Regions from separate parts of the Homo sapiens genome. Here region 1 is linked to region 2. Evidence: read pairs that join two places in POLR2A ChIA-PET (ENCODE). Cell type or tissue: MCF 10A. All regions are shown on one strand. Each heading gives the region's core, and the rest is flanking DNA. Links, peaks and the distances in the headings are about the cores only. Region 1 has its middle 28 kb from the start of ARHGEF4. Region 2 overlaps ARHGEF4 (Rho guanine nucleotide exchange factor 4).

Region 1 (16,540 bases), core at 4,678-12,677, 210 kb before region 2:
TTGGAAAATTAAATGCAATGACAGCAACTGATCTCAGGGTGGGAGGAGCCAAGAGGGGAACTCAACCACCTAAGACAAGGTGGGTGTGACTACCATAATGGACAGAAGAGACAAAGTAACAATCAGAATAGTCTGACTTGTGTGAATATGTGATGTTGGATAGTTGATTATGGCGTTCCTAGAAGTGAAATAGATAGGAAGCTTGTACTGAAGTCAACATTAAAAGGTAGAGACAAATCTCTAAATATAACATTTTATTTGGGATATAAGAATTGCAATTTGGGTCATACACACAGACCAGGTGTTTTTCAGTATGTCCAAAGAACAAAGAGCAGGTTGGGGATTTTATAGAATAGAGGAATGTTGCTCGTGGTCTTGAGAGAAAGTTTATTTGTATTAGTAAAGCTTTGGGACTAGCAAGCTGATTGGTGAACGATAGCAGTGGACACAATGAGCCCTACATTGGCGGCAAGATATTCCACAAGCTATAGACAAAACTGGTCTCAGGTTACAATAGACAGTTTTGGCTGCTGGACTTGCAGAAAATTGCATTTCTGAAGCGATGTTATAAATCCTGAGTGTTTTTCCCTCCTTGGCCCTCAACTCAGATTTAATTGGGTGTGACAAGAATCACACATTTATGATCAACTTTCATACCTATTAAATTCTTAATCTGTATAAGCAGAAAACTTCCAGGTCGAGTTAACAAAAATCTTACTTGAATCATGAAAATAGAACATCATGGTCCATGCAGGGGAAGCACAGTCCCCTCCAGAAAGGATCCTGTATGCTATCAAAAACCTCTACTGTTAATCTTTCTCTCAGCCTTCCCTAGAGAGACCTTTGACCTTTTACCAGGGTCATTGTGTACTAGGAAAAAGAAAATAATCAGACCTCTCAGGCACTCTGGGACACTGGCTCTGAACTGACATTCATTCCAGAAGACCAGAAGCATCCCTGTGGCCCTCCAGGGGCTTACGGAGGTCAGGTGGTCAAGGGAGTTTTAGCTCAGGTCCATCTCACAGTGGGCCCATTGGGTCCCCAGGCTCAGTCTATGCGGTTATTTCCTAAGTTCCAGAATGCATAATTGGAACATACTGTCATGTGTCACTCACCGAACGGTGGGGATACAGTCTGAGAAGTGCATCATTAGGTAATTTAGTCTTTGTACAAGCATCATAGAGCATACTTACACAAATCTAGATGGTATAGCCTCCTCCATACTAGGCTATATAGGATAGCCTATTGCTCCTAGGCTATAAACCTATATAGCAGGTTACTGTACTAAATACTGTAGGCAACTGTAGCACAATGGTATTTGTGTATCTAAACATAGAAAAGGTACAGCAGGCCGGGCGCGGTGGCTCGTGCCTGTAATCCCAGCACTTTGAGAGGCCGAGGCAGGTGGATCACCTGAGATCAGGAGTTCGAGACCAGTCTGGCCAATATGGTGAAATCCTATCTCTACTAAAAATACAAAAATTATCTGGGCGTGGTGGGTGGTGGGTGCCCGTAGTCCCAGCTACTCAGAAGACTGAAGCAGGGGAATCACTTGAACCCAGGAGGTAGAGTTTGCAGTGAGCCAAGATTGCGCCACTGCACTCCAGCCTGGGCGACAGAGTGAGACCCCATCTCAAAAAAAAAGGAAAGAAAAAAGAAAAGGTAGAGCAAAAGTATGGTATTATAATCTTATGGGACCACCATCATATATGCTATCCACCATTGAGCGAAATGTTATGTGATACGTGGCTGTACTTAGTAGCTAGCAGAGTACCATGTTGGTTCCCTGAGGACTCTTCTGATAGGCAAATCCAAATGAAAGCCACTGAAGCTGCCTTTGCCTAAGAAAACCAAAAGCATTGCTGCATTCTAGAGAGACTGCAGAGATTCGGAGATTAGCACCAGCATCAAGGACTTAAAAGATACAGGAGTGGTGATTCCCACCACATCCCCATTCAACCCTCCTATCTGGCCTGTGCTAAAGAGAGATAGATCTCAGACAATGACAGTGGCTTCTTGTAAGCTTAACCAAGTGGTGACTCCTATTGCAATTGTTGTACCAGCTGTGGTTTCACTGCTTCAGCAAATTAACACAGTAAGCAGCTATTGATCTGACAAATGCCTTTTTCTCCATGTCTTTCTGTAAGGTTCACCAGAAGCAGTTTGCTTTCAGCTGGCAAGGCCAGCACTACCCCTCCACTGTCCTACCTCAGAAGTATGTCAACTCTACAACCCTATGTTATAAATTAGATTGCAGGGATCTCAATTTCTTTTCCCTCCTGCAAGATAGCACACTGGTCTATCATGACACTGATGACCTAGTGCTGACTGGACCATAAGTGAGAAATAGCAACTACTCTTAACTTACTGGTGAGATATTTGTGTGTCAGAGGCTGAGAGAGAACTCTAACTGAAATTCAGGGATCTTCTACCTCAGTGAAATTTCTGGGGGTCCAGAAAATGTTGAAAATATCCTTTTTCTCTTTTTTAAAACTATCTGGAGATATGAAATATCCTTTCTAAGGTGAAGAAAGAATACATGATTGCATGTGGCCCCTCTTACAAACTAGAAAAAGACACAATTACTAGCGGGCCTACTTGGATTTTGGAGGCAACATATTCCTCATTTGGGTGTGTTACTACAGCCCATTTATTGAGTGACCTGAAAAGCGGCTAGTTCTGAGTGGGGCCCAGAACAGGAGAAGGCGCTGCAACAGGTCCAAGCTGCTGTGCAGGCTGCTTTGCCACTTGAGCCATGTGACCCAGCAGATCTAGTGGTGCTCAAGGTGGCAGTGGCAGACAGGGATGCTATTTGGAGCCCCCATAGGTGACCCAAAGTGCAAGCTCTTAGAATTTTAAAGCAAAATCCTGCCATCCTCTGTGGATCTTTTTGAGAGACAGCTCTTGGCCTGCTACCGGGCCTTAGCAGACACTAAACACTTAATCATGGGTAAACCAGTCACCATGTGAGCTGAGATGCCCGTTATGAACTGGGTGTTATGTGATCCAACAAGCCATACAGTTGAGCAGGCATAGCAACACTCCATTATCAAGTGGAAGTGGTCTATACATGACTGGGCCTGAGCAGGCTCTGAAGACACAAGCAAGTTACATGAAAAAGTGGCTGAAGTGCACATGGTCCCCCTGCCTGCTGCACTGCCTTTTCTCTCTCAGTCTTCACCTATGGCCTCATGGACGTTCACATGCAAAATAATGAAATCAGGCCCTCTCCTTACACTAGATACAAAAATAACCCAAAATGGATTAAATACCTAAATGCAAAGTATTTACTTTAAGGCTGGGTGCAGTGGCTCACGCCTGTAATCACAGCACTTTGGGAGGCCAAGGTGGGCAGATTACCTGAGGTCAGGAGTTCAAGACCAGCCTGGTCAATATGGTAATACCCCATCTCTACTAAAGATACAAAAATTAGCTGGGCATGGTGGCACAAGCCTGTAGTTCCAGCTACTCAGGAAGCTGAGGCAGAAGAATCACTTGAACCCGGGAGGCAGAGATTGCAGTGAGCCAAGATCGTGCCATTGCATTCCAGCCTGGGCAACAGAGAGAGACTCTCTCTCAAAAAAAAAAAAAAAAAGTATTTACCTTAGAACTATAAAACTCCTAGAAGAAAATATAGGGAAAAATCTTTATGACATTGGATTTGGCAATGATTTCTTAGATATGATACCAAAAGCCCAGGCAACAAAAGAAACAGATAATAAATCAATTGAACTTTATCAAAATTAAAAACTTTTATGGCTGGGCACGGTGGTTCACGCCTGTAATCCCAGCACTTTGGGAGGCCGAGGTGGGTGGATCATGAGGTCAAGAGATCAAGACCATCCTGGCTAACACAGTGAAACCCCGTCTCTACTAACAATACAAAAAATTAGCTGGGCATGGTGGCGGGCACCTGTAGTCCCAGCTGCTCGGGAGGCTGAGGCAGGAGAATGGCGTGAACCTCCGGGAGGCGGAGCTTGCAGTGAGCCGAGATTGCGCCACTGCACTCCAGCCTGGGTGACAGAGAGAGAGCAAGACTCCGTCTCAAAAAAAAAAAAAAAAAAAAACAACTTTTATGTATCAAAGTACACTATCAATAGGATAAAAAGGTAACTCATAGAATAGGAGAAAATATTTGCAAATCATATATCTGATAAGGGGTTATTATCCAGAATATATATTTTTAAAACTCCTACATTTCAACAATAAAAAAAAAGGTCAAGCCAGCTCAAAAATGGACAAAGGAGGCCAGGTGCGGTGGCTCACGCCTGTAATCCTAGCACTTTGGGAGGCTGAGGGGGTCGGATCACCTGGGCTCAGGAGTTCAAGACCAGCTTGGCCAACATGGTGAAACCCCATCTCTACTAAAAATACAAAAATTAGCTGGGCGTGGTGGCAGGTGCCTGTAGTCCCAGCAACTTGGGAGGCTGAGGCAGGAAAATTGCTTGAACCCGGGAGGCAGAGGTTGCAGTGAGCCAAGATTGTACCACTGTACTCTAGTCTGGGCGACAGAGCAAGACTCTGTCTCAAGAAGAAAAATGGACAAAGGACTGGAATAGACATTTCTCTAAAAATATATGCAAATGACATATAAGCATATGAAAAGATGCTCAACATCACTTACAGAAATACAAATCAAAATCACAATGAGATACCATTTCACACCCATTAGGATAGTTACTATCAAAATTGTGTAGCCACTATGGGAAATAGCATGGAGGGTTCCTCAAAAAAGTAAAAGTAGAATTACCATATGATCCAGCAAACTCACTTCTGGGTATACATCCAAAAGAACTGAAAACAAGATCTCAAAGCGATATCTACACACCCACGTTCATTGCAATGCTATTCACAATACCCAGGGGGTGGAGGCAACTCAGTGTTTTTCAACAGATAAATGGATAAAGTAGACAGAGAGAGAGAGACAGATGGAGAGAGTGTGTGTGTGTGTGTGTGTGTGTTATTCAGTTTTGTTGTTGTTGTTGTTTTGTTTTTTGTTTTTTTAAGATGGAGTCTCGCTCTGTCGCCCAGGCCTGGAGTGCAGTGGTGCCATCTCAGCTTACTGCAACCTCCGCCTCCCGGGTTCAAGCAATTCTCCTGCCTCAGCCTCCCGAGTAGTTGGGATTACAGGCACATGCCACCACGCCCAGCTAATTTTTGCATTTTTAGTAGAGATGGAGTTTCACCATGTTGGCCAGGCTGGTCTGGAACTCCTGAACTAGGTAGGTGGATCACCTACCTAGGCCTCCCAAAGTGCTGGGATTACAGACGTGAGCGCCACTGTGCCCAGTCATATTATTCAGTTTTTAAAAAGAAGGATGTCACACACTACAGCATGGGTAAACCTTGAGGACAGTAGGCTACTTGAAACAAGCCAATCATGAAATGACAAATACAGTATGATTTCATTCATATGAAGTCCCTACAGTCACCAAATTCATAGAGACAAAAAGAATGATGATAACCAAGGGACACGGGGAGGAGAAAGGGGAGTTGTTCAATGGGTACAGAGTTTCAATTTTGCAAGATGAAAATGTTCTGGAGATGTTCTACAACAGTGTGGATACAGTTACCACTACTGAACTGCACACCTAAAAATAGTTCAGATGATAAACTTTATGTTAAGAATTTTTTTACCTTAATTTAAAATTTTTAAAAGACCACATATTGAATTATTCCACTTATATGAAATGTCCAGAATTGGGCAAATCCATGAAGACAGAAAGTGGATTGGTGATTTCCTAGGGCTGGGGAAAAGGGGAAGTTTGGGGTGATTCCTAATGAGCATGAAGGTTTTTGGGAGGAGATTAAAATATTCTAAAATTGGATTATGGTGATGGTTGTATAAGCCTGAATAGATTAGAAACCATCGACGTACACAATGTTTTAAAAGGTGAATTGTGTGGTATGTTAATTAAGTCTCTATGAAACCCCTTAATAAGGGGTAGGATGTGGGCAGTGAGCCCAGGAAATGGAAGCCAGAGGAAGCAGAGGGGTGCCGGCAGCCACAGCCAGGCAGGTGCCAGAGAGAGCTTGGAGTTGATTAGCAGGGACATGGACACATCTTGCTTTTTCTGTGTGGTATAACCTACTGTTCTGCTTCCTCACCAACACTTCAGTGAAGTCCACATTGCTTGCAAATGCTTTGAGTTGCTACTGTGCTTGCGTTTCAGATGGACCCCTACTGAGTCTGATCCCACTGAGACCCTGTGACCTTCTGGGTCTCCATGCCTCCTGCTGGGTCTGGCACTTGCAGGCGCTCGGCAATGTTACTCCATTGGAAGCGTGAATAAATGAGTGAACAAACAAAGAAAAAGACAGATTGCCATTTCTTTTTTTTTTTTTTTTTTTTTTTGAGATGGAGTCTCGCTCTGTCTCTCAGGCTGGAGTGCAGTGGCGCGATCTCGGCTCACTGCAAGCTCCGCCTCCCGGGTTCACGCCATCCTCCTGCCTCAGCCTCCCGAGTAGCTGGGACTACAGGCGCCCACCACCACGCCCAGCTAATTTTTTGTATTTTTAGTAGAGATGGGGTTTCACCATGTTAGCCAGGATGGTCTCGATCTCCTGACCTCGTGATCCACCCACCTCGGCCTCCCAAAGTGCTGGGATTACAGGCGTGAGCCACTGTGCCCGGCCCAGATTACCATTTCTTAACTTTTCCCATTTCTCCTCCAGAGTCTGCCTGGAGGCTGAGGTCACCTTTCCCAGGGGCTTGGCACTCCAGTGAGAAGGGAATACCTGGCCATCAAGCACCCACCTGTGCTAGACATCTTGCTAGCTGCTTTACCTATTTTTTCATTTAATACTCACAACAATAAATTATGCAAGATGGTCACTCTTATCACCTCATGTACAAATTGAGAGAGTTTAAGTGACTTGCCTAGAGCCACATAGCAAGGAAGTGGCTATCCATGAACAACTGAGACCACTCTGCTCCAGAGCTTTCCACCCCACTCCAGTGTGACCTCAAGCCCCTCAAACCTTCACGTATAAGTCTCTAACAGTGGAAGTTTAGGCCCTGGTGGGGATGAGAGTGTATGAGACAATACCTCTCTCTGCCTGGAAACCCATCTCATCTTGTGTTCCATCGTGAAGACTAGGGAAGTGCTGGGAGCATTCTTCCAGTGCTAAAGTGGGTGGAAGAAAGGGCTGCCTTCTCTGCTGAGGACAGGTCTAGTCAGGATCTCAGAGGAGCCAAGAGGACACTCCCAGACACAATCACCCTCAGCCTGCACTGGCTGGCAGCCAGGAGAGGCTATGGCTGACTGCACCAAGGCTGGCCTCACCCAGGCAGGCCTAGCCAGGAGGGAGGGTCCCTGCAAGCACCCACAGCCTGGCCCTGGGAGGAACTGGGCTCTCTTGGTTGGGGCACAGGGAATCCACTCCCCTATAGCTCCCAGAATTATCCCCATTTCTAGACAAGCCCCGCCCCCCAACTGACACACACGTGAGACCCTGCTGAAAGCATGCACTGCCACACCCATATTTTATGTAACACACTCGTCACATGTGCAGCGCATATGCGGCCACTGTCTTACGCATGGACCGAGAGCTGCATTTAAAACTCAACTCAAACTATTGCAAGAAAAGTAAGGCTTTGGTGGAAACTGAATGTGATGGTGCCTGACAGACAGCCCCAGTTTGCACTAGCCCCCACCTGCAAAAGAACTGGGCTGGGCTCTGGGTTGGGAAAGAGGAGTAAAGCAGAAGAGAGCCAGGAGGAGGTGGCAGGAGGCACACGCTTCCCCCACGTCGCACTTGGGAGAGGAGTGCTCTGGCGCCTCTGGGAAGAAACTCCTCGGTGCTCCCCAGGGAAGCCTCCCCTGGGTCGAGAGTGCCCTGGGGAGGAGGATGGGCCTCCCCAGGGTGTTCTCTGCCTGTTCCCCGCTCTCCCAGCACATTCCCAAGATCCACACACCCACCTCTCTTCTCTGCACCCTGAGGATGCACTGATAGCCACAGCGAGCCTGTTTCTAGTGGGAACAGAGAGCTGAAGGTGGAAAAGAAAGAGAAGCATAACCCAGCCTTCCCCGCAGTGTTCCGAAAGGTTCTGGAGCAGGTTTTCTTCCTGGTGTCCTGGCTCACAGACTTGTTTTGTCTTGTTTTCCCCATGGGTTTATCCTGGCAGCCTCTGCTGGTCTTGAACTTGTCCCCGATCCCTGCTGCCTCCTGGCTGCTGGCCAGCCCTTCTGCGGTTCGTAGCCCACCACAAACTCAGTTCAGAACCACTCTGCCTCTGCAGATCACTCCTGGATAAGACATTGGCACTTCCTCAAAATGCTAAACACAGATACCATATGGCCAGCAATCCTACTCTGGGTATATCCAAGAAAAATGAAAATATGTCCATGCAAAACCCGGTACACAAATGCTCATAACAGTATTAGTCATAATAGCCAAAAGGTGGAAACAGCCCAAATGTCCATCAAGTGATGAATGGATAAACAAAATGCGGTATGTCCAAACAATGGAATATTATTCAGCAATTAAAACAAATCAAGTCCTGACACATACTTCTCACTGGAGGCAAAGTCTAAAGGCCTTGCAATGCCTACAGTTCCTTGCGTGATCTCTTACAAGCACTTGTCTGCGTCTCAGGCCCAGGCCCCTGGCTTACTCCCTTGTAGCCAAACTGGACATGGCAGGCAATTGCGACACCAGGTTTCTCACGCTGGCTATCCCTCTTCCTGGAATGTTCTTCCCCTAGGACCTTTATGACTCACTCTCTCACCTACTACTTGCCGAAAAATAAAGCTGACCTTCCCTTCCCTCCTATGTAGGGAGGTGCTCTCCAGCTAGCAAAAAATACAGACAGCAAGCAATGTCTTCAGAGCACAAATTTGTAATGTCAGAAATTGAAAAATACAACTAGAGTAAATCAGTCCCCTAGTGTACTGAGTCCCCGTGTACCTCACCAAATTTATTTTTGTAAATCTACAAACCTTTTCTATGCATCTAAAGAGAATATATTTTAAATACATGACAGCAGCTACCCTTGAGCTGAGGGAATAGGGATGGGTATTCAGGATAAAAGGGAAAGTAATACATAAAATAATTTAAAATAAAATAATTCATAATAATTTGTTGTTGTTGTTGTTGTTTGAGACGGAGTCTCGCTCTGTGGCCAGTCTGGAGTGCAATGGCGCTATCTCGGCTCACTGCAACCTCCGCCTCCCAGATTCAAGCAATTCTCCTGCCTCAGCCTCCCGAGTAGCTGGGACTACAGGCATGCACCACCACATCCAGCTAATTTTTTTTTTTTTTTTGAGACGGAGTTTTGCTCTTGTTGCCCAGGCTGGAGTGCAATGGTGCAATCTTGGCTCACTGCAACCTCTGCATCCTAGGTTCAAGTGATTCTCCTGCCTCAGCCTCCTAAGTTCATGGGATTACAAGCACCCGCCAACACGCCCAGCTAATTTGTATGTGTGTGTGTGTTTATTTTTAGTAGAGACGGGGTTTCACCATGTTGGCCAGGCTAGTCTTGAACTCCTGACCTCACGTGATCCACCTGCCTTGGCCTCTCAGAGTGCTGGGATTACAGGCGTGAGCCACTGCATCCGGCCAATTTTTGTATTTTTTTAGTAGAGACGGGGTTTCACCATGTTAGCCAGGATGGTCTCGATCTCTTTACCTCATGATCTGCCCGCCTCGGCCTCCCAAAATGCTGGGATTACAGGAGTGAGCCACCGTGCCTTGCCAATTCATAATAATTTAAATTAAATGGAGAAAAAAATAAGAGAGGGTTCTCGTCACATTGATGGTAGTAGTCTGTGCCCCTGAACTGAGAAGTGTGAATAATTCAACTCCCTGCATCCCAAGTGCCCCGCCTCCGCCCCCCGCCAATAAAAAGATGAACAAGGAACAGGAAAGACACTGCTGAACATCAAATTACTCCTAAAGGAAGGATTTAAGATACAGATGAAAACGACGGAAAAAAATCTTTCCAAACTAATCTATGCTCTCATTACAGCATCCATAGTTACCAAGCTATAATGAGTGCCTAGGACATACATTCACTTGGAGTGGCAGGAGTTAAGGAGAGAGAAAATGGGCCTGGCCTCTCCAGGTCTGGATCACTGCGCCGCCAGGAGCTCCCCACCTTTGTCCCCCGCTGTTGCCACACGGGAGCCCCCGAGGCAGTGCTCTGCCAGGTGAGAGGACAGACAGAGAATGTGTGAGAAGGGGTGAGAGGGGAGTAAGAAGGGCAGCCTGGGGTTTCACTATGTCGGCCAGGCTTGACAGCAGAGAAGGTAGCCCTTTCTTCCACCCACTTCTCTCCTGTTAATAGTCGCCATTCTGACTGGCATGAGATGGTATCTCATTGTGGTTTTGATTTGCATTTCTCTAATGATCAGTGATGTTGAGCCTTTTTTCATGCTGGCCAAATGAATGTCTTCTTTTGAGAAGTGTCTGTTTATGTTGTTTGCCCACTTTCTAATGGGGTTGTTTTTTTTCTTGTAAATTTGTTTAAGTTCCTTGTAGATTCTGGATATTAGACCTTTGCCAGATGGATAGATTGCAAAAAATTTCTCCCATTCTGTAGGATGTCTGTTCACTCTGATGATAGTTTCTTTTGCTGTGCAGAAGCTGTTTAGTTTAATTAGACCCCATTTGTCAATTTTTGCTTTTGTTGTAATTGCTTTTGACGTTTTCATCGTGAAATTTTTGCCTGTGCCTATGTCCTGAATGGTACTGCCTAGATTTTCTTCTAGGGTTTTTATAGTTTTGGCTTTTACATTTAAGTCTTTAATCCATCTTGAGTTAATTTTTGTATAAGGTGTAAAGAAGGGGTCCAGTTTCAATCTCCTACATATAGCTAGCCAGTTCTCCCAGCACCATTTATTAAATAGGGAATCCATTCCCTGTTGCTTGTTTTTGTCAGGTATGTCAAAGATCAGATGGTTGTAGATATGTGATCTTATTTCTGAGTTCTCTATTCTGTTCCATTGGTGTATGTGTCTGTTTTTGTACCGGTACCATGCTGTTTTGGTTACTGTAGCCTTGTAGTTCATGGCACAGCCTGGGAGTTCATTCATGATTTGGCTCTCTGTTGGTCTCTTACTGGTGTATAGGAATGCTTGTGACTTTTGCACATTGATTTTGTATCCTGAGACTTTGCTGAAGTTGCTTATAAGCTTAAGAAGCTTTGGGGCTGAGAGGATGGGGTTTTCTAGAGATAGGATCATGTCACCTGCAAACAGAGACAGTTTGACTTCCTCTCTTTCCTATTTGAATACCATTTATTTCTTTCTCTTGCTTGATTGCCCTGGCCAGAACTTCCAATACCATGTTGAATAGGACTGGTGAGAGAGGGCAGCCTTGTCTTGTGCTGGTTTCAAGGGGAATGCTTCCAGCTTTTGCCCATTCAGTATGCTATTGGCTGTGGGTTTGCCATAAATGGCTCTCATTATTTTGAGGTATGTTCTTTCAATACCTAGTTTATTGAGAATTTTTAACATGAAGGGATGTTGAATTTTATCAAAGGCCTTTTCTGTGTCTATTGAGATAATCATGTGGGTTTTGTCTTTAGTTCTGTTTACGTGCTGAATTACATTTATTGATTTGCATATGTTGAACCAGCCTTACATCCTGGGGATGAAGCCGATTTGATCATGGTGGATAAGCTTTTTTTTGCTTGTTTGTTTTGTTTTGTTATTATACTTTAATTTCTGGGATACATGTGCACAATGTGCAGGTTTGTTACATATGTATACATGTGCCATGTTGGTTTGCTGCACCCATCAACTCATCATTTACATTAGGTATTTCTCCTAATGCTATCCGTCCCCCAGCCCCCCAGGCCCCAACAGGCCCTGGTGTGTGATGTCCCCCGCCCTGTGTCCCAGTGTTCTCATTGTTCACTTCCCACCTATGAGTGAGAACATGCGGTGTTTGGTTTTCTGTCCTTGAGATAGTTTGCTTAGAATGATGGTTTCTAGCTTCATCCAGGTCCCTGCAAAGGACCTGAACTCATCCTTTTTTATGGCTGCATAGTATTCCATGGTGTATATGTGCCACATTTTCTTAATCCAGTCTATCACTGATAAGCTTTTTTTTTTGAACGGAGTCTTATTCTGTCACCCAGGCTGGAGTGCAATGGCGCCATCTCGGCTCACTGCAAACAAATTCTGCCTGCCAGGCTCAAGTGATTCTCCTGCCTCAGCCTCCCGAGTAGCAAGTAGCAGTGATTACAGGCATGTGCCACCACTCCCAGCTAATTTTTGTATTTTTAGTAGAGACAGGTTTCACCATGTTGGCCAGGTTGGTCTCGAACTCCTGACTTCAGGTGATCCACCTGCCTCAGCCTCCCAAAGTCCTCAGATTATAGGCATGAGCCACCACACCCAGCTGGGTAAGCTTTTTGCTGTGCCGCTGGATTTGGTTTGCCAGTATTTTATTGAGGATTTTTGCATCAGTGTTCATCAGAGAGTAATTGGCCTGAAGTTTTATTTTTTTGTTGTAGCTGTACCCAGGCTTTTCTTTTCTCTCTTTCTTTTTTTTTTTTTTTTAAGGAGACAGGGTCTCACTCTGTCACCCAGGCTGGAGTGCAGTGGTGTGAGATTACAGGCCCGGTCTTTTTTTAAATTATTTTTAGTAGACACGGGGTGTTGCTATGTCACCCAGGCTGGTCTCAAATGCCTGGGCTGAAGCGATCCTCCCACTCTGGCCTCCCAAAATGCTGGGATTGCAGGCATGAGCCACTGTGTCCCACTGCTTATTTCTTGGTAAAAGGGAAGCATTGGCCGGGCACAGTGGCTCACGCCTGTAATCCCAGCACTTCAGGAGGCCGAGGCGGGCGGATCACGAGGTCAGAAGATCGAGACCATCCTGGCTAACACCATAAAACCCCATCTCTACTAAAAATACAAAAAAAAAAAATTAGCCGGGCGTTGTGGCGGGCGCCTGTAGTCCCAGCTACTCAGGAGGCTGAGGCAGGAGAATGGCATGAACCTGGGAGGCAGAGTTTGCAGTGAGCGGAGATCGCACCGCCGCACTCCAGCCTGGGTGATAGAGCGAGACCCCAGCTCAAAAAAAAAAAAAAAAAGGGAAGCATTAACTTCTCCAAGACTGGTTCCCTGAAGGCTGATCTCCCTGGAAGGCTGGACCAGAGCTCAGTCATCTGGCCATACACCATGCTAAGACCCCCGACTCTGATCACATTAGGGGAGAGCCTGGCACCCTACGTCATGACCTTAGTGGACAAGAGGACTGCACATCAGGCTCTGCCATGTTTCGCTGCACTTGTAGCATGTTTTTGATGTTATGTTTCTAGCTCAGGATCATGCCAGGGAAGAGGTTGGGGCATCTTCAATCCTGAAGCTTGAGGGCTAGAGTCGGACATCTGCTAGAGCTGTGAGTGACACCCTGAAATGCACGGGTCAGCGAGGCTCACATGACTGTTTCTGGAGGCCAGTGTCTTTCCCAGGAGCGCTGATCCGGCAGGCCCACTGTGGGTGTGGTCAGCCAAATGTCACTCAGCAAACAAGTTTGCAGATCAGTTTGTGTATCCTTCAGTGGATCACCCTTCCCTCCACTCTTTCTCCCACAGTGAGCCTGGCTGCAGTCTCACCTTTCATACCCCAAACCCTGCAGGAATCAAAGTGCCACCTTCTGCCTGGGCCTCCAGTAAGGCTGAGATGTTAGCCCAGCTCACTAGATTCCAGTCCTGCTTCTTTGCTGATCTCAGAGACATTTTCCTAACTTTTGAGGCTGGCCATGATTTTCTGATTTTGTCCTTTTAATATTTTGTGAAGCATTTCTCTGTGTTTGGCACAGAGGTGATTGCCGAGGCTGAGCTCCCTGCACTGTGCACTCCTGAGCACATCCTGCTTTGCTGGGCCTGGCCCCTGGACAGAGGGGCTGGTCCCACCTGGCCTGCGGGGCCCAGGGCAGCCCCAGTGCTCACTCCTATGTTTGGCTCACTTGTTTTTTGTTGCTCTTTGTTTCTGGCCTCTTGGACGGTGTTCCTTATGGCCTTGCGCTTCCAGGAGTGCATTTGAAAGCATGTTTGTGAATTTAATCCAGCATTTCTTTCCTTTTTTTTTTTTTTTTTTTTGACAGAGTTTCGCTCTTGTTGCCCAGGCTGGAGTGCAATGGTGTGACCTCGGCTTATAGCAACCTCGGCCTTCCGGGTTCAAGCCATTCTCCTGCCTCAGCCTCCAGAGTAACTGGGATTACAGGCATGCGCCACCATGCCTGGCTAATTTTGTATTTTTAGTAGAGACAGTTGGTCAGGCTGGTCTCAAACTCCTGACCTCAGGTGATCCGCCGGCCTTGGCCTCCCAAAGTGCTGGGATTACAGGCGTGAGCCACCGCGCCCAGCCTAATCCAGCATTTCTATGTGCTCTGTGGTGGAAAATGTTTCCAATTAAGTAGACCTGCCATATTGCTGGAATCGGAAGTCCCGGTTTTTGTTTGTAAGCCTAGAACGTGATTCTGGGAGAGAACAGCCCTGCCTGCAGCATGCCAGTCCCTGTGCCTGCTGAGTGAATGTCTGATTTGAGGACACAGGGTATATGTCACAGTGCTTGGGGCAAGAGAGCATGTGGGAGATGTTCTGGAAAGGCCTGCAGCTCGCGGTCAGGAAACCTAGGTCCAAGCACCTCCAGTCTCTGCTGACAGCTGAGTGCCCAGGTGTTGTCCCTGTGCTGTTCTGTCACCTGCAGCAGGTCCTAGGAGGTGTCCCTCCCGGTCCGTGCTTCACAGAGAAGGGAGTGAGACCAGATGTGAAGCGGGCCTTGGAGTCAACGGCCTGGTGACTTCTGGACTGGCCCTTAGGTCTCGATGTTGCAGCCTGGAGTCTTCCTCTGTCCCTGGGTGTGTTTTGAGCAGTAGAGGAGGGGGGACACGGGAGCACCTGTTGCAGAGTTGCTCTTACGGATGATCGTCATGGTATGAACAGCACAGGAACGAACAGCACTCTGGAGTCAGGAAGCGGCACTCCCTGGGGCCGGGGAGGCAGGAGGAAGCTCCGCACCTGAGTTGGGTGGTGTCCAGCGGGCTGGGGAGCCTATGCCCAGGGCCTGGTGTGTGGAGATGGGCTGAGCCTGCTGTGTGGGAGGTGGTGAGGGCTGGGGTCTGAGGCCATGGGGATGGGGGCAGTAAACCTTGGGGGAACAGAGCTCAGCAGCCAAGCATGCTTGTGAGTGACCCCAAATGTTCTGGTCAAGTTCAGTCCCCAGAATCTCAAAGAAGGTCCCTTTGCAGAGGAGGAGAAAGATTTGGGGTCCAGACACTTAGAGCTGTGTGTCCCAAGGATGGCTCTTTTCACTGGCAGACTGAGAAGGCAGGCCTGAAGTCTTGTCCAGGCCGACGTGGGCTCAGATGCTGGGGAGGCAAGCGCTTGGATCCACCTCTGTCCAGAGGAGCTTCTAGGCTGGTGTGGGGGGATCCAAGCACCCCATAGTGTCCAGCTGCCCTGGCAGAGAGCTGGCCAGGGGCAGTGGGCTCAGGGAAAGAGACAAAAGAAAGCTTAACATATTCCTAAGAATTGGAGTCATACAGGCCAGATCCTCCAATGGCAGTAGGATAAGTATGAACTCAACAATAAAACATCAGTCAAAAAACCTGTGTAGAGATTTTTAAAGATGCTAAAAATCCAAAGATAAGGAGGAAACATTTCAAAATGGAAATTTTGAAATTTTAAGAACTGAGAACAATGCAAGGATGACCTATCAAACTATGCGAAATTCAGGTAAACCTGTTCTTACAGGTAAATACAAACCCTAAATGCATTTGCTAAAAAGAGGATAAAAGGCCAGGTGTGGTGGTGCATGTCTGTAGTCCCAGCACTTTGGGAGGTCGAGGCAGCTGGATCTCTTGAGCCCAGGAGGAGTTCCTCACCAGCCTCGGCAACATGGCGAAACCCCATCTCTGAAAAAAAAAAAAAATTAGCCAGATATGGTGGCCCACACATGTAGTCTCAACTACTCAGGAGGCTGAGGTGGGAGGATCACTTGAGTCCAGGAAGTCGAGGCTGCAGTGAGCTGTGATCACACCAAAAAAAAAAAAAAAAAAAAAGATAAAAGAAATGTGTAATCAAAAACTCATGGGAGAACGAGAGAATACTATGATTAACATTAGCAGCAACAATTTTTTTTTTTTTTGAGATGGAGTCTTGCTCTGTTGCCCAGGCTGGAGTGCAGTGGTGCTATCTCAGCTCACTGCAAGCTCCGCCTCCCAGGTTCACTCCATTCTCCTGCCTCAGCCTCTCAAGTAGCTAGGACTGCAGGCGCCCGCCACCACGCCTGGCTAATTTTTTTGTGTTTTTAGTAAAGACGGGGTTTCACTGTGTTAGCCAAGATGGTCTCAATCTCCTGACCTCGTGATCCGCCCGCCTCGGCCTCCCAAAGTGCTGGGGTTACAGGTGTGAGCCACCATGCCTGGCCTAGCAGCAACAATTTTATAAAGGTAGATGACATGGATCATTGTTTAGAAATATTAAAATTACCAAAATTGAGTCAAGAAGAAAGAGAAAACAAGCTGCAAACTGCGAGTACATATTTGCAATACAAAAAACTGGCAGTGAAGTTATCCATAA
Region 2 (16,540 bases), core at 2,917-10,916:
CATTTCCACTTTAGAAATCAAACTCGTGTTTATGTGTTTAAAGCAGATCCAGAATGGATGGTATTTTCAAGTTAATGTCTTTAGAAAAAAAGAGGTAGGCAATTATTAGAGCAGAGGTGTGTGTGTTGGAAACTACACAGGTTTGAAGCCACAGGACTTAGGGTTGTGTCTGAATTCTGCTGCCATTTTCTCTCTGAGCTGGTAAAGCCTTTCCACACTGCAGAATTTCTCTTATGTGAAGTGAAGTCAAATAACACAGTTCCACAACAGAGGAGTAAACAAAAATGTTTGTTGAACCTGAATCCAAAAGGTTTAGATTACATTTTCTTGATAGTAAAACAAAATAGTCCAGGCATTTTAGCACACCTGACCTTTTCAGCCTCATTTATCCCAACCTTAGCCCCTTCACCCACCCTTAGATTATCCGAAGTTTCACCAGTGTTCAAGCCCATGCCTAGGAATTTTATGGGAAATATTTGACAAAGGGATAAAAGTAGCCTTTAGCAAATTTGTTTTATCTGTCTTAAAGTATGCATTCATTTGAATAGACAGTGTCAGGGTTGGTAGGAAAAAGGATGGTAGCAGAAGAGAAAAAAAATGCAATTTCTGGGAAGTCTGCATGTTTCCAGCAATATTTAGGACTTAAGCTCCCGTGAATATCAGGACCTCAAGCATGTGCTTCCATATCAGCCACTTTGGACAGCATTTCATGCTATTAATCCCCCCATTGGTCGTTCCTGGTAGCTTCTCTCAAAACTGGTTAACTGAGATTGGTCAAGAGCCCATCGGAGCTGATGGGGGTGGGGTAGAGAGAGGAAATGAGGCCAGATGGGCAGCAAGCTTTGGATGCTGTGGTAAGGAGTTTTGACTGTCACTCTGAAGCAGCTCTCAGGCAGAGGAATGATGTGATTTATTGTAGTTTACCAAGGACCGCTCAGGGTATTGTGCAGAGGGAAGACCAGCTGGAGGTTCTTGTGTCACTCCGTGAAGTGTGGGGGCGGCGGAGGGGCAGAGATGGGACCTGCACTGGAGGTACGTGGTGGACAGATGAAAAATGGTTGGATTCTGGATAATAAAGTAAAGGTAGGGCTAGCTGATGGACTTGATGATAAATATGGATGTGAACTGAAAGAAAGACAGGCGTCAGGATAACCAAAATTATCCTTGCCAAGATTTTTGTTCTGAGCTACTGAAAGAATGCAGTTGTCTGCTACTGAGATCAGGACGCCTGTGGCTGAGCAGTTTTGGGTGGGTGGTCAGGAGTTCTCCTTGGAGGGAGGGTAGGGGCAGCAAGGGGGTCCTCCTCGTGTAGGCAGAACAGCTAGAGACCCAGGGCAGGAGAGGTGTGGAGAGGGTTGGGCATTGAGAGACAGGGAGCAGTTTTCCCCTCCAAGGAGAACCTTGAGATGCATATCAGGCATCTCAGCAGAGGGGCCTAGGAGGCACTTAGAGTGGCACGGGGCAGGTGTCACTTCTTTGCCTAGAGCTTCCTTTGACCACCCATAAGAAGCCTTTACAATGACTACAGTGCAGAAATGTGCAAATACCCAAAAGTGAACGCAAGCCTGGCTGTGTCAGACAAAAGATACTGAAGTTGCAAAGCCACAGGCCTCAGAGTGGGGATGCCTTTCACTGTGAAATCCCATATTTCTAGAGCAAGAACCAAGGCATTTTTGCCAGGACTTTTGTGTGTGTGTGTGTTGGGGGGTGGGGGAGGGGTGTGATACAGAGCCTTGCTCTTCTGCCCAGGCTGAAGTGCAGTGGTGTAAACTTGGCTCACTGCAACCTCCGCCTCCTGGGTCCCAGTGATTCTCATGCCTCAGCCTCCTGAGCAGCCGGGATTACAGGCACATGCCAGCAACCCCAGCCAGTTTTTGTATTTTTAGTAGAAATGGGGTTCTGCCATGTTCGCCAGGCTGGTCTTGAACTCCTGACCTCAGGTGATCCGCCCACCTTGGCCTCCCAAAATGCTGGGATTAGAGGCGTGAGCCACCGCGCCTGGCTATGTGCCAGGACATTCAGCAGTTGACTGTGGAGAGCACAGTGGAAAGGAAGTCTACCAATATTTTCTTTACACGTACAAAATGAGAGATTTATGTAAAAACCACACCTTCAAGATCCAGGAAAAACTATTCTGGTTCAAGAAACCCTAATCACTGTGAAAAGATTCACCTCGGCAGTTACCTAGGACTAATGACAACTGTGACATCTTCAGATATTACGTGCCGAGACCAAAGAACTGCCAGCTTCAGAGGAGGAAGCACAGGGCACGCCGCAGTGTGGATAGAGGCCTGGTTGTCAGGAGCAGATTCAACCTAAGGTGCCCAGCTCTCACCAGCCTGGCAATAGATTTATTTGTATTTGTACTTAAAAGGTGTAATTATCTATTAGGCATTTCTTTAAAATAATATGCTGAAGAAAGTCTGCATGAATTTTAATCCAAACTGAAGAGAAGTACAGGTCTACCAACAAAGTGGTCAGCTAGAGTGTGCACTGGATATCGAGACCAGCCAGCATAAAAGGCCGAATGGTGTGCTGAAGGCCTGATGATGCTTGGATGGTTACTTCAACCTAAAACTAATATCCACATGCCCAACCCCTGTAAGCTCAAACGTTAGAGTTTCTCATGCATGATTGTCCTGATCCATTTCCCTTAAGTGGCTTGCACAGCAGAAGGGGGAAATTGTACCATTTTAGAAGTCTAATTTGTTTGTTTGATTGATTGATTGATTGATTGATTTTGAGACGGAGTCTTGCTCTGTTGCCCAGACTGGAGTGCAGTGGTGCGATCTTGGCTCACTGCAACCTCCACCTCCTAGATTAAAGCAATTCTCCCACCTCAGCCTTCCAAGCAGCTGGGATTACAGGCGCATGCCGCCACACCCGGCTAATTTTTGTATTTTTAGTAGATACGGGATTTCACCATGTTGGCCAGACTGGTCTCAAACTCCTGAGATCAAGTGACCCACCCGCCTCTGCCTCCCAAAGTGCTGAGATTACAGGCGTGAGCCACCACACCCGGCCTAATTTGTTTTAAATAACTAGCTCAGCTATAATCTACCATGAACAATGATGGTGTTTTATTTGGTATTTAAATAATTTTTGTAATGAAAATTGTTAATCATGACATGATTTATTTTATTGCAGAGCATTAGGGTGAAAATAATGAAAATTTTCATTAAAGGAATATGTGACATAACTTCATTATATTATATACAGTGTTGTATTGATTTGCCAAAACTTGTAATTTGGTAACGATATTGCATTCCTTGGGTTTGTACTCCAAAAGTCTGTGATCTAAAATGTTGAGTTACAGGCTGGTTCTGTTCAGTGAAAAATGAAAATGATTACCTGAATTTTGCAGCAACCTAAACTTAGAGGAACAGCTGTTCACATCCCTGGCATTTCACATTTGCCTAACATAACACTACCATGTGTCAGAAACCATGCTTCACTTACTGCTAAATCATGACACAGCCATGTTTTATGTAATTACTTTTTAAAGTAATTGTGACCACAAAGTCTTGTTTGTACATGAAGACCTGACCTTTGACTGATTTCCCAGGTTAGAAAAAGTCCTGCTGGAATTTTGATAGGAATTGCATTAAACCTATGCATCCATTTGGAAGCAACTGAAATCTTTATCCAGTTGAGCCCTCCAATCCATGAACACAGAATGTCTCTCCATATTTAGATCCTCTTTGATTTCTTTCAGTGCTCCATTATTTTAAAGCAAGTCCCAGACATCATGTAATTTGATCTGTAAATAGCATAGTATATGTCTTAAAACATAAGGTCTCTTTCTCTCTGTGCCACACTTTCTTCTCTGGCATTTTAAAAGCAGTGGTCTCCCTGAGGTGGGGATTGAAACAGATTTCTTGTAGGAGTCACTGCTTTTCTTGGCTAAAGGCTCCTCTTACCTTCAGTGAGATGGCACGACAGCACCAAATAGCCAGGGGTCCTTGGAGGGAGAGTAGGGGCAGCAAGGGGGTCCTCCTTGTGTAGGCAGAACGGCTAGAGACCCAGGGCAGGAGAGGTGTGGAGAGCGATGGGCACTGAGAGACGGGGAGCAGTTTTCCCCTGCCCTGGCTGCGGGTTGCCTGAGGGACCTCAGCATGTCTCACCTGTGTGTGAGCTGCGGGGCCTAGATCTGTGCGGCGCACCTAATGATACCTGCCTCACAGGTAGGCTGGAGTCACACACACAGCAGAAGGAGGGTTGTATGTTCTCAGAAAAAGTTATTTTCCCCCCACCAGGAAGAGAACTGGGAGACGAAGGAGCCTGAGAGAAGTTCAGTTTCTCCCAGGAGGGCCCAGACGCAGGTCTCTGCAGCAGAGCGCATTCCCACTTGGGACTGTAGATGGCTCAGGGTTTCTGTTGCCAAAGGAACAAAGCTCTCCAAATCTGAGGTTTTCAGTGAGCCGTTTGTACAACCTAAAAATTAAAAATCTGGAGCTGAGATGACTAAATGTAGTATTGGATCCTGAAACAGAAAAAGGCCATTTGGGAGAACCTGAGGAAATCTGAACAAAATCTGGACATCAGTGACTATCAGAGTCAGTGTTACTCCGTTCGCATGACAAATGTGCCATGCTAGTGTGAGACCTTATGGTCGGGGAGCCCTGGTGTGGGTGCCTGGGAACTCTGTGCTGGTTGACCGGTTGTTCTGTACATCTAAAACTGTTCTTTAAAAGTCTATCAAAAATAATCTTTTTAAAAAACAAAAGCTAGTCTGGGTGCAAGTGGCTCACGCTTGGAATCCCAGCACTTTGGGAAGCCAAGGGCGGATCACCTGAGGTCAGGAGTTCAAGACCAGCCTAGCGAACATGGCAAAACCCCATCTCTACTAAAAATAGAAACAAACTCAGTCCAGTGCAGAGAGCCCAGTGACCTGGCTGGCCGGCAAGCTTTGGCCCCTTGTGAGCGTGTGAAGAAACTTCACCTCTCTGGGCCCCAGCTTCCTCATCTGTAGAATGGACACATCATTTCGCCTTCCTTGTTCATGTCGCAAGGATGAAGTGAGAGGCCCCTGTAGGGCCACACCCGGACACGTATCCCAGTCCCGCAGCGCAGAGCCACTGGGGAGCCTGCACCTGCCGTTTTGCCCGGGCAGGGACCACATGCATGCCAGGGCTCCCCGGGAGCCTCACCTCTCACCCTCCTTCTTGCTTCTCACTCTACTCCAGCCACTCTGCAGTTCTTCCATGACCAGCAGCAACCCCACCCTCTTGCTTCTGGGACTAGATGCTGTCCCTGTTGCCTGGAACACTCTTCACCCCCCTTGCTACCCTGACACCTCCCAACGTGCCCCACCAGGATCTCCCAGGCCTGGTTGGGCCTCCTGTGCCTGTGGTTTCCCAGCATCATCACGCAACATTATTTGTTTAACTCCCTTATTTCCTGCCAGACCCCCATCACCTTCACATTGCATCCTCAGAACCCTGCGTGTGTCTGTGGCGCATACCCAATGGGCTCTGGATAAATACATTTGAGTGAATTCAGAAAGCAGTGAACCAATGCGCAGACGTGAACTGGAAGCACCTGGCTGTTTGGTGCTGGATGAACAGCCAGGCCGCCTGCACCCTGCCCAGTGCCCCCCATGCCCAGATTCCTGTTTCTACTCCAAGACTGTATGCCAGACTCTTTAGAGAAGTTTCTCAAAGGGCCCCAAGGCCATGTCAAAGACTGCATTGCCTGCATTTGCTGGAGCAGAGCTCAGTAAGTCAGTACTCACTTTGTTAATGGCTTTTGATGGACAGCAGTGGATCTCAAATTTGAGCATGCACCAGAGTCATCCAGAGGGCTATGCAGACACAACCTGGGGGCCCCACCCCAGAGTTTCTGATTCAGTGGGTCTGGGGACGGGTCTCAAGGATTTGCATCTCTACCAAGTTCCCTAAGTGCTGCTGCTGGTCTGGGGACCACACTTTGAGAACCACTGACTTGCAGGGCAGTAGGTCAGCATGGGAAAGAGATGCATAAGGAGGACATTCCTCCACCTCTCTCCCTGGGTGGGCAGAGCTACCTGCCTTCCCTTGTAAGGGGAAGCAGAAAATTGTTTGGCTGCTGTTCACCAGAGGCAAAGGCACCCTCACTGAGCATTTATCTAGAATCTAGAGCTCTTAGCTGCTGTGCTGTCTAAACACTGTTGGAATTTCAGAATGAATCAGAGACTGCTGACTTGTCTTCCTATAAAAAATTTAAAATCCAAAATCAAGACTGGCCTTTGTGTTGCTGGGCCATGTTGTTTTTGTTCATTTATTCACCTGCATACACCGTGGGGCACATGGTCCCATCCTTTAACGCTTTCCTATGAATTAGCTGTGTGAGACCCACAGTAGCTTTGTAAGAGAGTTTGAGCCCAGTCTAAGCAGACAAGTGACTGGCTCTCCCACTGGCTGTTTGCACAGAGCCTGGATCTCCTGGCTTCAGTCCCGGAGTCCTTCCCCCACCTTCACCTTCACTCCCTCTCCCACGAATGCCTGCTCAACCTTCCGTTCATGCAGTTGTGAAACCCTCAGGAAACACCTCCTCAATCCCACACCCTGTGCTGGGAGCTGGAATGTAAAATGATGAGTAAAAGTACTGGGAGACTCATGTTGAAACTCGCTTTTCTTTTCTCCCAGGCTGCAAATTTGCTAGATGAACAATCATTTTGTGAACTGCTGAGACCCCAGCTGGGACTACTGAAAAGCCAAGAAAAGTAGTGACTCCTACAAGAAATCTGTTTTATTCCCCTCGAGAGACCATTGCTTTTAAAATACCCCAGAAAAGAAAGTGTAGCAGCAAGACAGAGAGGGAGAGCAAGGGAAAGAGATGCCTTGCCTTTTAAGACATATACTATGCTATTCACGGATCAAATTATGTGATGTCTGGGACTTGTTTAAAATAGCAGAGAACTGAAAGAAATCAAAGAGGATCTAAATATGGAGAGAGATTCTGTGTTCATGGATGGGAGGGCTCAACAGAGTAAAGATTTCAGTTGTCTCCGAGTTGATACATAGGTTTAATGTAATTCCTATCAAAATCTCAGCAGGATTTTTTTCTAGCTATAGACAAGATTATTCTAAAATTTATATGGAAAGGCAAAGGAACAGGAATAGCTAAAACAGGAGGCCAGGGGAGGAAACAAAAAAGAATAGCTAAAACATTTCTGAAAAGAGGAATTAAGTAAGATGAACCACTCTACCAAATTTCAAGAATTATTTTATACCCACAGAAAACAAGACTATTTGGTATGAGAGGTGGATGAACACATTGATCAATGGGACAGAATAGAAAATCCAGAAATAGTGCCAAACAAGTACAGCCAACCAGTTGTTTAAACAATTGTGGTATAATCCACATGCCATTGTTATTTTCATATTTTGTTATTCTTGTTGTTTTTGTAATGACCATACTAAGGATGAACTGGCATACCGCTGTGATTTTTATTTGCATTTCCCTAATGATTAGTGATGTCGTATGTCCTTATTTATATGCTATTGACCATTCGTATGTCTTCTTTGAAGAAATGTCTATTCAAATCCTTTGCCTATTTTTGAGTTGGGCTAGTTTTTGAGTTTTTTGTTTGTTTTGTTTTTTGAGTTGTGGGAGTTTTTCAAAAATGTATTCTGGATGTTATTCCCTTATCAGATATATGATTTGCAGATATTTTCTTCCATTCTATGGGTTGCCTTTTCTCTCTTGATACTGTCCTTTAATGCACAAAAGATTTAAATTTTGATACAGTTCAATTTACCTATTTTTTTCCTGTTGCCTGTGCTTTTGGTCTTATATCCAAGAAATTATTTACAGATTCACTGCTGTAAAGCTTTCCCCTGTTTTCTTCTAAGAGTATTATAGTTTTAACTTTTATATTTAGGACTTTGTCCATTTTGAGTTAATTTTTATGTGTGTTAGGTAAGGGTTTAACTTCATTATTTTGCATTTGGATATCCAGCTTCCCAACACTGTTCGCTGTAAAGACTGTCTTTTCCCTCACAGTGTTAGCACCTTTGTCGAAAATCAATTGACCACATATGGGAGGGTTTATTTCTGGATCCTCTATTCAGTTCTATTGGTCTATATATCTATCCTTATGCCATTTCCACATTATTTGATTATTGTGACTTTGTAGTAAGTTTTGAAATCAGGAAATGCGGGTCCTCCAACTTTGTTTTTTTCAAAATAATTTTGGCTAGTCAGGACCCCTTGAGATTCCATGTGAATTTTAATGATGAATTTTTCTATGTGTGTAAAAAAATGCCACTGGGGCTGGGCGCAGTGGCTCATGCCTGTAATCTCAGCATTTTGGGAGGCTGAGGTGGGTGGATCACCTGAGGTTGGGAGTTCGAGACCAGCCTGACCAACATGGAGAAACCCTGTCTATACTAAAAATACAAGATTATCTCGGTGTGGTGTCACATGCCTGTAATCCCAGCTACCTGGGAGGCTGAGGCATGAGAATCGCTTGAACCCGGGAGGCGGAGGTTGCCGTGAGCTGAGATCGTGCCATTGCACTGCAGCCTGGGCAACAAGAGTGAAACTCTGTCTCAAAAAAAAAAAGTCATTGGATTTTTATAGGAATGCATTGAATACACAGATTGCTTTAGGTGGTATTGTCATCTTAAATATATTAAGACTTTCAATTTATGAACATGGGACGTCTTTCTTTGCTTTTTTTTTTTTCCAGCAATGTTTTGTAGCTTTTATTCTACACATCTTTGGCCTCCTTGGTTAAGTTTATTCCTAAGTATTTTATTCTTTGGTTTTTGTTTTTGTTTTTGTTTTTTTGAGATGGAGTCTCGCTCTGTCGCCCAGGCTGGAGTGCAGTGGCGCGATCTCGGCTCACTGCAAGCTCCGCCTCCCGGGTTCATGCCATTCTCCTGCCTCAGCCTCCTGAATAGCTGGGACTACAGGCGCCTGCCACCACGGCCGGCTAATTTTTTTGTATTTTTAGTAAAGACGGGGTTTCACTGTGTTAGCCAGGATGGTCTCGATTTCCTGACCTCGTGATCCGCCCGCCTCGGCCTCCCAAAGTGCTGGGATTACAGGCGTGAGCCACCATGCCTGGCCAGTATTTTATTCTTTTTAATGCTATTGTAATGAAATTTTCAAAAGTTTCCTTTTCAGATTACTCATTGCAAATATACAGAAATAAAACTGATTTTTGTGTGTTAATTTATATTCTGTAGCCTTGCTGAATTTTAGTAGCTTTAATAATTTTATTGTGGATTCTTTAAGGTATGCTACATGTAAGAAGATGTCATCTGCAAACAGATAATTTTATTTTTCCTTTTCAATGTGGATGTCCTTTATTCTTTTTCTTTATTTTATTTTATTTATTATACTTTAAGTTTTAGGGTACATGTGCACAATGTGCAGGTTTGTTACATATGTATACATGTGCCATGTTGGTGTGCTGCACCCATTAACTCTTCATTTAACATTAGGTATATCTCCTAATGCTATCCCTCCCCCCTCCCCCCACCCCACAACAGGCCCCAGTGTGTGATGTTCCCCTTCCTGTGTCCATGTGTTCTCATTGTTCAATTCCCACCTATGAGTGAGAATATGCGGTGTTCGGTTTTTTGTCCTTGCGATAGTTTGCTGAGAATGATGGTTTCCAGCTTCATCCATGTCCCTTTACAAAGGACATGAACTCATCCTTTTTTATGGATGCATAGTATTTCATGGTGTATATGTGCCACATTTTCTTAATCCAGTCTGTCGTTGTTGGACATTTGGGTTGGTTCCAAGTCTTTGCTATTGTGAATAGTGCTGCAATAAACTTACCTGTGCATGTGTCTTTATAGCAGCATGTTTTATAATCCTTTGAGTATATACCCAGTAATGGGATGGCTGGGTCAAATGGTATTTCTAGTTCTAGATCCCTGAGGAATCGCCACACTGACTTCCACAATGGTTAAACTAGTTTACAGTCCCACCAACAGTGTAAAAGTGTTCCTATTTCTCCACATCCTCTCCAGCACCTGTTGTTTCCTGACTTTTTAATGATCGCCATTCTAACTGGTGTGAGATGGTATCTCATTGTTTTGATTTGCATTTCTCTGATGGCCAGTGATGATGAGCATTTTTTCATGTGTCTTTTGGCTGCATAAATGTCTTCGTTTGAGAAGTGTCTGTTCATATCCTCTGCCCACTTTTTGATGGGGTTGTTTTTTTTCTTGTAAATTTGTTTGAGTTCATTGTAGATTCTGGATATTAGCCCTTTGTCAGATAAGTAGGTTGCAAAAATGTTCTCCCATTCTGTAGGTTGCCTGTTCACTCTGATGGTAGTTTCTTTTGCTGTGCAGAATCCTAAGCCAAAAGAACAAAGCAGGAGGCATCATGCTACCTGACTTCAAACTATACTACAAGGCTACAGTAACCAAAACAGCATGGTATTGGTACCAAAACAGAGATATAGACCAATGGAACAGAACAGAGCCCTCAGAAATAATGCCCCATATCTACAACTATCTGATCTTTGACAAACCTGACAAAAACAAGAAATGGGGAAAGGATTCCCCATTTAATAAATGGTGCTGGGAAAACTGGCTAGCCATATGTAGAAAGCTGAAACTGGATCCCTTCCTTACACCTTATACAAAAATTAATTCAAGATGGATTAAAGACTTAAATGTTAGACTTAAAACCATAAAAACCCTAGAAGAAAACCTAGGCATTACCATTCAGGACATAGGCATGGGCAAGGACTTCATGACTAAAACACCAAAAGCAATGGCAACAAAAGCCAAAATTGACAAATGGGATCTAATTAAACTAAAGAGCTTCTTTATTTCTTTTTCTTGACTGGTCTCACCAGGACTTACAGTACTATGTTGAATAGAAGTGGAGAAAGCAGGCATCCTTGTCTCGTTCCTCATCTTAGTGATACAGCTTTCCGTCTTCCATCGCTGAGTATGATGTTGGCTGTGAGATTTTCATATGTGGCCTTTATCACATTGAGGACTTTTCCTTCTATTTCTAGTTTATTGAATGTTTTATCGTAAAAACTTGGTCAATGCTTTTTCTGCATAGATTGAGATAATCATGTATTTTTCCTTCATTCTGTTAATTTAGTGTATTATATTGATTTGCTCTCCTATGTTGACCCCTCCTTGTATTCCAGAAATAAATTCCATTTGGTCCTGATATATAATCCTTTCAATATGCTGCTGAATTCCATTTCCTAGTATTTTGTTGAGGATTTTTGCATCTATATTCATAAGGGATATTAGTCTGTAGTCTTCTTGTAGTTTCTTTGTCTGGGTTTATTATCAAAGCAATAGTGATGTTATAGAATGAGTTGGGAAGTATTCCTTCCTCTTCAATATTTTTGGAAGAATTTGAGAAGAATTGGTGTTGATTATACTTTAAATATTTGGTAGAATTCACTACCAGATGGTAGAAGCCATCTGGCCCTGGGCTTTTCTTTATTGGAAGTTTTTTTTATTACTCTTCAATTTCCCTACCAATTATAGATCTATTCTGATTTCCTATTTCTTCTTGAGTCAGTTTTGGTAGATTATGTGTTTCTAGAAATTTTCCATTTCATCTAGTTTATTTAATTTGCTATTGTACAACAGTTCATGGTATTCTCATAATCATTTTTATTTCTGTAAAATAGGTAGTCATGTCTTACTTTGCTCATCAAAACTTTTGATTTTTTACAAAGGTACAAAAGCAATTCGGTGGAGAAATGATATTCTTTTCACAAATGATGCCAGAAATAATACCATTAGACCATCCATAGGTGATGAAAATGAACCTTGACTTAAGCTTCACACATTATACAAAAAAAAAAAAAACAAAAACCCCACACACAAAATGAATTGTAGATTTCCATGTAAAACTTTTAGAAGAAAACATTAAGAGAAAATCCTTGAGAACTAGGGTTTGGCAAAGAGTTCTTAGACATGACACCAAAAGCATGACTCATAAAAGGAAAATTTGAGAAATTGAACATTATAACAATTTTAAACTTTGGCACTATGAAAACCCTTTTTAAGGCAATGAAAAGATAAGCTACAGACTGAGAGAAAATACTCGCAAACCTCTTATCTGACAAATAACTCAAATATATAAAGAACTCTCTGAGCCAGCTGTGGTAGCACAAGCCTGTGATCCCAGCTACTTGGGAACTGAGGTGGGAGGATCACTTGAGCCCAGGAGTTCAAGACCAGCCTGGGCAACATGGTGAAACCCTGTCTCAAAAAAAAAAAAAAAAAAAAAGAACTTTCAAAGTTCAACATTAAAACACCAATTATTAAATAGGCAAAAGAGGGCAAGGCATGATGGTTTACACTTGTAATCTCAGCACTTTGGGAGGCTGAGGCAGGAGGATCACTTGAGGCCAGGAGCTCATGACTAGCCTGGGCAACATAGCGAGACACCATCTCTACGAAAGTTTTTCCAGAAAATTAGGCAAGTGTGGTGGTGTGAGCCTGTAATACCAGCTACTCAGGAGGTTGAGGTGAGAGGATCCCTTGAGCTCAGGAGTTTGAGGCTGCAGTGAGCCATGATCATGCCCCTGCACTCCAGCCTAGGCAACAAAGCAAGACCTCATCTTAAAAAAAATAGGCAAAAGACATAAAGAGATATATCACCAAAGAGGATATATGGCAAGTAAGCACATGAAAAGATGTTCAACATCGTCAGCCTTTCAGGAAATGAAAATTGACACCATGATGAGATATCACTATACACCTATCAGAATACCTAAAATATAAAATAGTGACAATACCAAATGCTGCTGAAGATTCAGAGAAAGTGATCTCTGAGACATTGAGAGTAATAGGAACGTAAAATAGCACAACCACTCTGGAAAATAGTTTGGCAGTTTCTTAAAAGCTAAGTAGTCAACTACCATCTGACCCAGTAATTACACTCCTGGGCATTTATCTCAGAGAAATGAAAACTTATGTTCACACAAACCCCTGCTGGTGAATTATCATAGCAGCTGTATTCATAATAGGAATAGTTGGAAACAATCCACATATCCTTAAACAGGTGAATGGTTAAACCAACAGTGGCATGGAATGCCATGGAATTCCATGGAATGACATGGAATATGACTCAACAGTAAAAAGGAATGGAGTATTAATACACATAGCAGCTGGGATAGAGTGCAGGACATTTGGCTGAGTGAAAAAGCCAACCTCAAAAGCCTACATACAGGTTGCTCTGGTGGCTGTGCAGATCTGCACTGGTGATACAGTGCCATACGCCTATACACACACATTGTACTAAAGTCAGGTTCTTGGCTATGAGATCATACTGGACTTATGAAAGCTAGACCATTGACGGAAACTGGATGGAGGGTGCACAGTGCCGTCTGTACTATAGTGGTATGCCCTGTGACTCTACAGTCATTTCACAATAAAACATCTTTTGTTTTGTTTTGTTTTGTTTTTTGGGCGGGGGGTGTTTTGAGACAGAATCTTGCTCCATCGCCCAGGTTGGAGTGCAGTGGAGCGATCTCAGCTCACTGCAACCTCCGCCTGCTGGGTTCAAGCAGTTCTCCTGCCTCAGCCTCCTGAGTAGCTAGGACTACAGGTGTGTGCCACCATGCCCGCCTAATTTTCTGTATTTTTAGTAGAGACAGGATTTCACCATGCTGGCCAGGCTGGTCTTGATCTCCTGACCTTATGATCTGCCTGCCTCAGCCTCCCAAAGTGCTGGGATTGCAGGCGTGAGCCACCGCACCTGCCAATAAAAACATATTTTAAGACCCTAGGGGAGAAGGTATGGCAATTTGACAACTTTTGGTGGATTGCAGTTTGTTTTAGATGTGTATCGTGGTTATGTTTTTTAAAGAAAGAGAGATGGGATCCTTACGTTTCAGAAACATATGCTCTGGTGTTTACAGATGAAATTATATTGTATCTTAGATTTGCCCTAAAAACCATCCAGTCGGGAGGGGAATTAGATGATGAAACAAAAGTGGCCACATGTTGAGAACTGTTGAAGCTGGACAATGAATATACAACGTTCCTTATACTATTTTCTCTCCTTTTGTGTACTTTTGAAACTTTCCATAATAGAAGTTTTTAAACATAAATGAAATAAAAATCATGAGTGTTCCTAGGGACTTGTAGCTGTGTACAAGGTTAGCAGAAGGCCCTTGGCTCCTGCTTGCAAGCTGGGTTCTGGCCACTGCCTCCAGGTCGGAGACAGAGTGTATTAGTCCATTCTCACAGTCCTATAAAAAAATACCTGAGACTGGGTAATTTATGAAGGAAAGAGGTTTAATTGGCTCACAGTTCCACAGGCTTCACAGGACGCATGACAGGGAGGCCTCAGGAAACTTAGATCACAGCGGAAGGTGAAGGGGAAGCAAGTACCTTCACCACATGGCAGCAGGAGAGAGAGTGAGCAAAGGGGGAAGTGCTGCATACTTTTAAACGATCAGATCTCATGAGAACTCATTCACTATCACGAGAACAGCAAGGGGGAAATCCGCCCCCATGATCCAATCACCTTCCACCAGGCCACACCTTTAATTCAACATGAGATTTGGGCAGGGTCACAAATCCAAACCATATCCCTGAGGGTTTCCCAGGTCAGTTCTGGGGACACATGTGGAGCTTTAACTGTTCCTGATGTTGGCTCTGCCAGGCCTTTGGGCTCCACTTTTAAGGAACTTGCCATTTGCCACCCCAGTCATCCTCCCAGCTTCCATCTGTTCAAGTGTTCATCCTTCCATTGGTTTCTTCATCTGTTTCATCACCATTTATGTGTTTCTTCCATCCATCTGTTTACTCATTTATTTACTTAACATTTCCTAAACGTCGACATTACGACATTAACAAATAAGTCATGGCTCCTGCCTTCAAGGAGCTCAGAGTCTATCTGGTTGGGGGGAGTCAGACCAACATAGTGTACAGGGATGCGTTTCCTTCTGTGAGAGTTGCCTGTTCAAGCTCCCTGAGAGTAAGATAAGAGTCATGGATGGGACTCTCACAGACGAGAAAATGTCTGAAAAGAGTCTTCAAAGTTCATATTTTCACCTATGTTGGGCCCATGTGGATAATCCAAGATAATCTTCCTATTTTGAGGTCAGCTGATTAGCAGCCCTGGTTTCATCTGCAACCTTAATTCCTCTTTAATTCCTCACGTAACATAACATATTCACAGGCTCTGGAGATGCCATCTTTTCATCTTTTGGAGACCATTATTGTGCCTCCTGCAAGAAGAGAGTCCAGATGCAGACCCAGCTATCTAGAATCTCAACTCAAGGACAGAGCAGACATTGTAGGTCCATGGGAAAGGACTGCCCATTCCATGAATGGTGCCAAGACCATTTATTATCCTTACAGAAGAAAGAAATTGGTTTCCAACCTCACTCTATACCACAAAAATCATTTCCAGGTGGATTAACAGCATACATATCAAAAGAAAAGTTATAAAACATTAAAGGATAACAGAGAAGAATATCATTATGACTGAGGTTGGAAAGAATTTCCTAGACACAGAAAACATACACCAAATAGGACTAGATTGACAGATTTGTCTATATTAAAATTAAGGACTTCCGTTCTTCAAAAGGCACCTTAAAAATAGTAACAAGCCACAAACTGGGAGGAGATAGTTGTGGCACATCTGAGTGACGGAGGTATCTAGAAGTGAGGAAAGGAATGTGTGTGTATACATACATACATGAATACATACATATTTTTATGTCAATGATATGTTAAAGATAAGCAATTCAATAGACAAATGGGTAAAACTCATAAACACTTCACATTAAAGGAAAATATAAATGGCCCATAGATAAAAGGTCAACTCATTAGTAATCTAAAATGTCAATTAAAATCACAGTAAGATACCATTTCATACCCATTAGACTCAAGAATTTAAATGTCTCGTAATGCCAATCACAAGAGCTGGCTGGGATGTGGAGGGATGGAACATTCTTGCGCCGCTTTCAGGTTCTGGGAAACTATTTGGTGTGCCTAGGACCCAGCAGGGCCACACACACCTAGGCGTCTACACTCAGCAGTGTGAATTCACACCAGGGGTGGTGATTTTCCCCAACTGGACAAATATCTTAGCTATTATGATGGTTTATGGCTCTCCAGAATGCCACATTGCGTAAGCAATACACAATACATTTGTGGTATTGATTTCATAGGGGCAGGAAAGGATTAGGAAAACAACGTGCTCCTTAGTGGGGCCGTCATGAAAGCAGGGTTGAGAAACAATGTCCTAGAGAAACCCTCCAACGCATGCCCAGGAGGCATGCAGACACTGTCCAGCAGCACCACCACAGCAGCACAGGGAATGACCCACCCTGCTCCAGCAGTACAGCCAACACACAAAATGTGAAAGACTCGTACAACACAAGACTGTGTGGCAGTGAAAATGAAACAATCACAGCTACACACACAGTTGAGTGAAAAGAGCCAGCCAGAGAAGAGTGGATTTGCTGGATCCCTTTAGACAAGGTCAAAACTTAGCATAACTGACAGAACTAAATGCTAAGACAAAGGCATGAGAATGATTTATTACAAGTTCTAACTCTTGAATATCTCTACAGGAGGGAGATGGGAAT

Evidence for each region. Peaks named below come from ENCODE experiments on the same cell type or tissue, not always from the same donor. Only the 100,000 strongest peaks of a DNase experiment are listed, where the experiment ranks them.
Region 1: POLR2A ChIA-PET joins it to region 2 with 15 read pairs; 2 of 35 experiments call an interaction of 5 or more read pairs at or near these places.

Annotation. Positions count from the first base shown.
Region 1 is chr2:130,800,485-130,817,024 of GRCh38, forward strand. No RefSeq gene overlaps it. Among named protein-coding and RNA genes, the nearest start is that of ARHGEF4, 28 kb to the right of the region's middle. RefSeq lists an enhancer at 13,852-14,351. In MCF 10A, for the core only: no CTCF peak of the experiment used is centred there; DNase peaks (open chromatin) are centred at 7,407 and 8,617.
Region 2 is chr2:131,010,877-131,027,416 of GRCh38, forward strand. All of the region lies in intron 4 of ARHGEF4 (Rho guanine nucleotide exchange factor 4), which reads left to right. Among named protein-coding and RNA genes, the nearest start is that of SMIM39, 16 kb to the right of the region's middle. In MCF 10A, for the core only: no CTCF peak of the experiment used is centred there; a DNase peak (open chromatin) is centred at 6,505.